2 separate regions of the Homo sapiens genome follow, and region 1 is linked to region 2. Evidence: chromatin contacts called from ENCODE Hi-C or POLR2A ChIA-PET data. All regions are on one chromosome and are shown on one strand. Each heading gives the region's core, a stretch centred on a gene start or an enhancer-like site at or near the end of the contact. The rest is flanking DNA. Distances are from core to core; before and after follow the strand shown. Region 1 overlaps LINC02397 (long intergenic non-protein coding RNA 2397). Region 2 overlaps LINC01619 (long intergenic non-protein coding RNA 1619).

Region 1 (3,265 bases), core at 183-2,682, 450 kb before region 2:
TTCACATTTTTTGCGATGGCTTTCAATCTAGAGTATCTGTTCCTCTTACCTACTCAGCCTCATTAAAGATGCAACTGCCTAACAGCTTCATAAGAGCTGTGTTATAATCTGAATTCAATGATTTTTTAGGGCAGTGTGAAATAACTTCAAGGATAATTTTACAACACAATGAGCCAAAGGCATTAATTTCATTTTGCTGCTGTTTTTTTTTTCTATTTAAAAAGATGGAATTTGCTTTTTCTGGAGAGATGTCTACCATAAGATGGTTTGCTTACAGTTATGTTCATGTGAACATAAACATCTCCCAGCCACAGAATTTCACACGGAAATCAAAGAAAGGAAGGCTCTGCTGTTAAGGCTAATGTTTGTCATCACATAAACTACCAGAGACATCAGCCAATACCAATGGCAATGGGTTGTCTGTGACTTAATACCATTTTATTGACCACTGAGGGCAGAGTTTAAGCACTTCCAGTACATGAGTGCACTGGGGATATACAATTGTCCTGAACACTTAATTGAGTGTCTTTCCCTGGAATTTGTTTGAAGTGAGTCTCCAAGGCTCGAAACTTCTGGGCCTAGCTCTCATGTGCTTATGAGACCAGGTGTGCTTTATGAAAAGATATAGCTAGCCTCTGGCTTGTCTTTTTTCCTATCCTGCTTCTTTTTAAATCTTCTTTATTCTGCTGTAGTTTTTTTTTTTTCCCTTGCATTAAGGTTTATGAGAACCATTATCATGGAATATAATTTTAAATTTCAAAGAAGACTCGGATTTGAAAGTAGCTTTATGATTTCCCCTACACTTTGGTCTGGGTGGTGATTGTATTCAATTGGGCTTTCATGGAAATACTATCATTAAAAACTCATGGTCTCTAGAGACAGGATTTGGAAATGCAACTCAAGCCTTTCTGATTAAGGTTATGAGAACTCCCACTTGTTTGCAATAGCTTTGTTTTGCTTTTGATTTATAAGAACTCCCAGCTAATGATCCTGATTTGGAGCTAAAGAAATTCTAAATTAAAATTGTAAAGGAACTAGATGAGTCTCAAAAAACATTCACATAGCAAATAAATTTATGTCCTCACCCCTGGCAGTGCACAATCTCTCAAACATTCCTCCATATTTTTCTAGTAGAGACAGGGTTTTGCCATGTTGGCCAGCGTGGTCTCAAATTCCTGGCCTCATGTGATCCGCCTTCCTTGTCATCCCAAAGTGCTGGGATTACAGGTGAGAGCCACCGTGCCCTGGCTTGTTTCTCTGTATTTTTCTATCCTTTTTTGATTTGATTCACTGCTTCCTCTTTCTCTCCCTCTTTACCCTCAGGCGGCCTGGCTATTCAGCTGGGCTCTAGAATCTTCATCTGCTTCCTTTCATTCTTTCTTTCAGGATCCTGCAGGTCTTTAGTTCTTTTCCTCTGTCCTGCCACTAATTTATCTTGACTTTTCTGTCACGTGATCCTCCTCTGGGCCACTCCATCATCCTTCTGTTCATTTCCTTTGACCTGAATCTTGGGGGACTTATTTTTTCCCCTGCCTTCTTGTTCATTCTGTGAGTCAGAAGTCACCTCTTAACCTTGGATGGTTTTTTGTTTTTGTTTTGTTTTTCTGAAATTAGTTCAAATCTGGACAAATCTTTTTTTCTGGAACTCTCAGAGCAAGAATTTCCTGGCCTCTGCAAACATCAGAGCATAGCATCCTATTTTTCAAGAAGAGATTGTTTTGGTTTAAGGATAATAACTGAACATGACCCTCCCCACTATAAGCTGTGAAAAATAGATCAATAGGTATAGGAGGCAGATAAGAAATCAATATATCATCTAGTGATAAATATTGATGTTTATGGATAAATCCCGACTAGACACCCTGGCTTGGCCTATGGTCAGGGCCAAGTTTCCATCTTAACATCTCCCTGCTACACCTACTATGTGCTTTGCTGAAGTGGTGCAAGGGTGAATGGAGCACTAGCATAGGGAAACAAATCCCTGGAAAAAGTGGTCCCTGCCTTCAAAAATGTCACTAGACTTTCCAGGTGGTTCTTTTTCATTAAAATAACAATAATTTTTCTTTTACTGTTAAAAAATACAATAAAATAAAATAATAAAATAAAATCTTCCTTCTAGTCATGGGTGGAGTAGCTGAAAAACCAAATGTGGAGAACTTTCCCCAGGTGTCTCACAGCTTGCAGAAAGAAAGAATATTGGTCTGCTGGGAACTCTTGTTTTTCAGCCTATGCAGTATTCTTCACATATTATTCCCTCTGGGGAACATCAGGGCTAATGCAAGTACACAGTTCAGGCTAATGCTCAGTCCCTTATTTTATCCATTAAATTAAATCATGTGTAGGAATTAATTTAATCTATCTTTAAATCTAGTTCATCAAAATATTTTAAATAAAATTCTGACTGAACATCTGGTAACTTTCTGAGCACCAAGGACACAAAAAATAAATTGGACATGGACACTGACTATGGCCAACATGATATAGATGAATGAAAATTATTCATACATAACTACATGCGGAAATATTATTACTTACATGAGGGAATATTATTATCTAAGGGTCTGATATGAAAAGTCCTCATGAGGCAGGGCCATCTTTGGTACGTGCTATGATAAATCTAGTTAGGCAGAATAGACAAGTTTTGTAGAGCCTGAAGCTTATAGAATTTGGAGAATTCTCTTTTTGAGAGAATATAAAATTCTGAATTCAAAATCAGTCTCAAAAGCAAATATCTAGAGTGAGGATAGAAACCACAAGAAAATTGCCAGAGGCTTGGAGATGCAGGCCCCTGGCTTCTGAGATTTCTTGAGGTATTTTCACCTTGTTTCCCAAATCTACGTAGAAGACTCTATAGCTCCCAGTGACTTGCAGAACTCACAGGAATGTGAAACTGGGGTCTGAAACTTAAGCTTCAATGGCTTCAGGGTAAAATTATTTTGGGGCAAATTTCCAGAGCTTTGAGGTTGGTTGGACCATTCCTTCAAATAATAGAGGTGACTGCGAAAAGGGGGCAGGCCATGGAAGAGCTTTATACAGGGTGCTGTGACTGCTTCCTATACCACCACAAATCTTCAGGGAAAATGACATAAACCACATTAGGCCCATTGTAATTGTGTTTTTTATGGAAATGGGCGAAAAAATTAGTTTTGCATCTTGGTTGGTGTGGGATCAAAACAGAATTAAGAGGTGTATTAAAACATAAGTTAACTATATTGCAATATCTTAAATGCATGATAGACATAAAGCCAAGTGTCACTTAATGTCG
Region 2 (3,355 bases), core at 252-2,751:
GGTTAGCAAACCTATTTCTTTGGCCAGGCCTTGCCACTGCTGCACTGTTTCATTTTTTCTAACAGAACCTTGTCCTTATAGGTCAGGCAGGGTGACCATCATCTGCAAGCACTTTGTCCTCTCTGACTTCAAAACAACCAATTTATGATGACACGGACAAGTCAGGAGACTCAGAGCTAAAACGAACAGGATTTTGTAGATCTAATGAAGACTCTGTCAGGCCTCATTTTGATCTGGTTAATGAGGATCTGATTGAATTTGCCATCGTGAGGTCTTCTGGGCCAGTAAACGATTTCCCTTATTTTTCTGCACAGAAACAAGGATGAGGGCGAGTTGTCAGTGTAAGCATTTGTATGTCATAAGTTGTCAGACATCATGCATTTGGTGGATGATTTGCTAGGTCATCTCAGAGAGATCATTTAATCTTCTTGTGTTTTAGTTGTTTACATCTGTGAAAGCATAATTACACATATGGGGCTTCCAAGGAAAGTTTTATTAGTGAAAATATGTAAGGTGTATTAATTTGAGGGGCTTTTGCAAAAGAGCTTTGCATCACTTTTTGCTAGACAAAGTGTCATCTTGAGGCGGTATAGAAATTCGATGGCAAGATAGTCTGAGAAAAAGTGCTTGCCAAGGAAATATCAGATCTGAAGGAAGGGAGGGGTCATTCCTGGTATTCCATGCATTTGGAGGTGACTTCTGACAGGGCTTGTTGGTACAGTATTTTCTCTGAGAGAAAAACTGAAATCATAAGAACACCATTTGGGAGCCCAAATTCAATGTATCCACAATTAAAAAAGACAAATTCTTATATGCTCAGCTTCAGATTATGAATTACCAATAACATCTTGATGGTTTTGTTCTTTTGCTTTGAGGGGACTTTGGTGCTGAAAACACTCAAAACTCTGCTTTTCACAGGCAGCACGTAAACAACAGCAAACCTGGAAGATGTTAGTCCTTCAAGATGTGCAGGTTAGCACACTCTGGTTTCATTGTACTCTCTTATGATCCAGTAGCCTCAGATCCCCCAGACCAGGTATACTTTTATAAATACATACAGAACCAATCAATATTTATTTTTGGGTCACTAAAACTATTCTAGCAAATTCCTTAATAAGGTCTCTAGATGAAAATACATCTGAAACCAAAGAATAGTTTTGCTTTCACAACTTCCAGTTCCGATATTTTAAAACACTGATTTAAACCTTTTCATATGTAACAAGTGAGACTCGGGGGGGAACCCTGTATTTCACCTTGCTGCTTACCCACTCTCTTTCTCCTCCTTCCTCCACCCCCTTGAAACTGCAAGCATGAATTCTGTTGCTTTCATCTGTGTGAATTTCCCGTTGGCAGTGCCCCAACTCTCGGAATCATTCTGTTTCCCCCAAGGGAATCAGCAGATGTTCCTTGTGTGATTGATGTACCGTGTGCTGTTCGGCTTTGCCTGGGCTTGTCCACGTGTCCTCCAAAAATGTAAACAGAGGCGCTGCAACTGTGCCTCAAAGTGGCAGGCAGGGCGGCAAGTCGGTAACAAAACCAAACAAATGCAGGAAATGTTGCTCCTTCCTGCAGTATGTGCAGGAGGGTGGCTCTCTCATGATACAGTTCTAGCTGTAGTATCTGAACAAGGTGGGTTCTATGGTGTAAAAAGTCACTTGTTAAGTGCTGTGACAATTTGTCAATCTGTGTTACTTCACACTGAAAAAATTCCCAGCAATGTCATTTCTGCCAGTATCACGGGAAATAGTTATGTAGTTAAAGTTTTAAAAGCTAAGTTCACTGCATATTGTTTATAATAGTTCAAAAGTGGGATGGAATTAAATGTGTAACAAGAATTTGGTTAAAAAAATCATGATATGTGTCTGTTTATATCTCTTCCAGATATATCTATTTTTACCATTTAAAATGAGGGTGTAAAACAGTGGCCTTAAAAATTTTTGATTGTGGGCACCCTTGGGGAGCTCAATAAAAGCTGTGAACCATCTCCCTAGAAAAATCTCCATATGCTCAACATTTTCATGTAATATAAAGAGATTTAAACAGGAACCTGTCTATCACTCAAAGGTTAAGAACTCCTAGTATTAAGAATTTAGTAGAAATAATATTTAATAATTTAGATATATGGAGTAGTGGAACAAGCAAGTTATAAAAGTATGATTCAGCCAGGTGCAATGGTTCATACCTGTAATCCCAGCACTTTGGTTGGCCAAGGCGAGAGGATCACTTGAGCCCAGGAGTTTGATAACAGCCTGGGCAGACTCTGTCTCTACTAAAAAAAAAGAACTAGGTGTGGTGGCAGCATGCACCTGTAGTCCCACATACTCTGGAGGCTGAAGTGGGAGGATTGCTTGAGCCCAGAAGTTCAAGGCTGCAGGAAGCCACTGCACTCCAGTCTGAGAAACAGAGCCAGCCCCGTGCCTCAAAAAAAATAAATAAATAAAAATAAAAAAAAGACTATGATCACATTTTTGTAAAAATAACCCCACCATATATAGTTAAAAAAAAGGGGTGGGGGCTTTGAAAAGCTGAACATTTAGATGCTAATGATGGCTTCTCTGGGGATGATAAGTTTTCTCTGCAAGTCTTCTTTTCTCTTTCCCTTCCTCCCTCCCTCCTTTCTTCTTCTCTTTCTTCATTCATGTCTCCCTCTCTCCCTTCTTCTCCTTGTTTTCCCTTATTTGTATCTTCTAACTTTTCTACAATTAAACAAAAACTACCTTTATGAAAAGAAATATGTCATGTAAGTTTGTTTTAATTAAACAAAAATGCTGTAATCAGCTTTGGCAAGTATGTTAGAACATCTGGGGACATTTCCAGCACCCCTCTTCATTCACCGCATGGTGAAACACTAGGAAGAAGTCACATTAGAATGAAGGGACACTATTTCTGAGTGAGACATGGTTAGGGCCATATAAAAAGAAAGCAGTTAGATAGATATATTTTCAACATAAAATACAGATAAAACATATTTAAAAGAGTCAAAATGAATCAAAATAAATACGTGCCCAAACCATATGTGGTGACCAAAAAGGGCCAGCTACATGTAAACTTTAGCTTGACATCAAGAACATTTCTATTCTTGGAACGTCCTTTGGTGATACCTATGGCAAGTCAACATCTTAAGGGGTTATGAATCCAATATTCCTATTTCTTTCACCTTAGAAGGGAGAAGTTGTTCCATCTTTGCAGACCTTGTTCTCTCAGTTTGAAGGTGAAGTTTGCATTTCATCTGTTTCTTGGCAACTATCTTTAAGAAAACAAAAGTTAAGTTTTGGACTGCAAGTATATCTGCTTGGCATTCATGCTCTCTTTCTTGAGTAACAGGCCCCCCTTATCTTCTTCGGGTCACTCCCTT

Evidence for each region. A loop is a pair of places that touch in the nucleus more often than their neighbours do. ChIA-PET counts read pairs that join two places held with the same protein, here RNA polymerase II (POLR2A). Pooled maps may share reads with other maps.
Region 1: a pooled map shows a loop between it and region 2 (2.1-fold over the local background). The contact joins two enhancer-like sites. A Hi-C loop is called at or near these places in 2 of 37 single-sample maps with no recorded cell type and 7 of 50 pooled maps. POLR2A ChIA-PET finds 5 or more read pairs at or near these places in 3 of 52 experiments (H1, activated CD4-positive, alpha-beta T cell and activated T-cell).

The regions. Positions count from the first base shown.
Region 1 is chr12:92,483,783-92,487,047 of GRCh38, reverse strand. LINC02397 (long intergenic non-protein coding RNA 2397) reads right to left here. Exons shown (of 2, transcript NR_144532.1): 2 at 3,101-3,265. Among named protein-coding and RNA genes, the nearest start is that of LINC02397, 19 kb to the right of the region's middle. Within about 2 kb of position 1,432, at least 2 of the 41 ENCODE cell types and tissues checked have a DNase peak (open chromatin) inside an H3K27ac peak, as active enhancers do.
Region 2 is chr12:92,033,162-92,036,516 of GRCh38, reverse strand. The region is part of intron 1 of LINC01619 (long intergenic non-protein coding RNA 1619); the gene reads left to right. Among named protein-coding and RNA genes, the nearest start is that of LINC01619, 110 kb to the left of the region's middle. RefSeq lists enhancers at 1,217-1,526, 1,250-1,544. Within about 2 kb of position 1,501, at least 27 of the 41 ENCODE cell types and tissues checked have a DNase peak (open chromatin) inside an H3K27ac peak, as active enhancers do.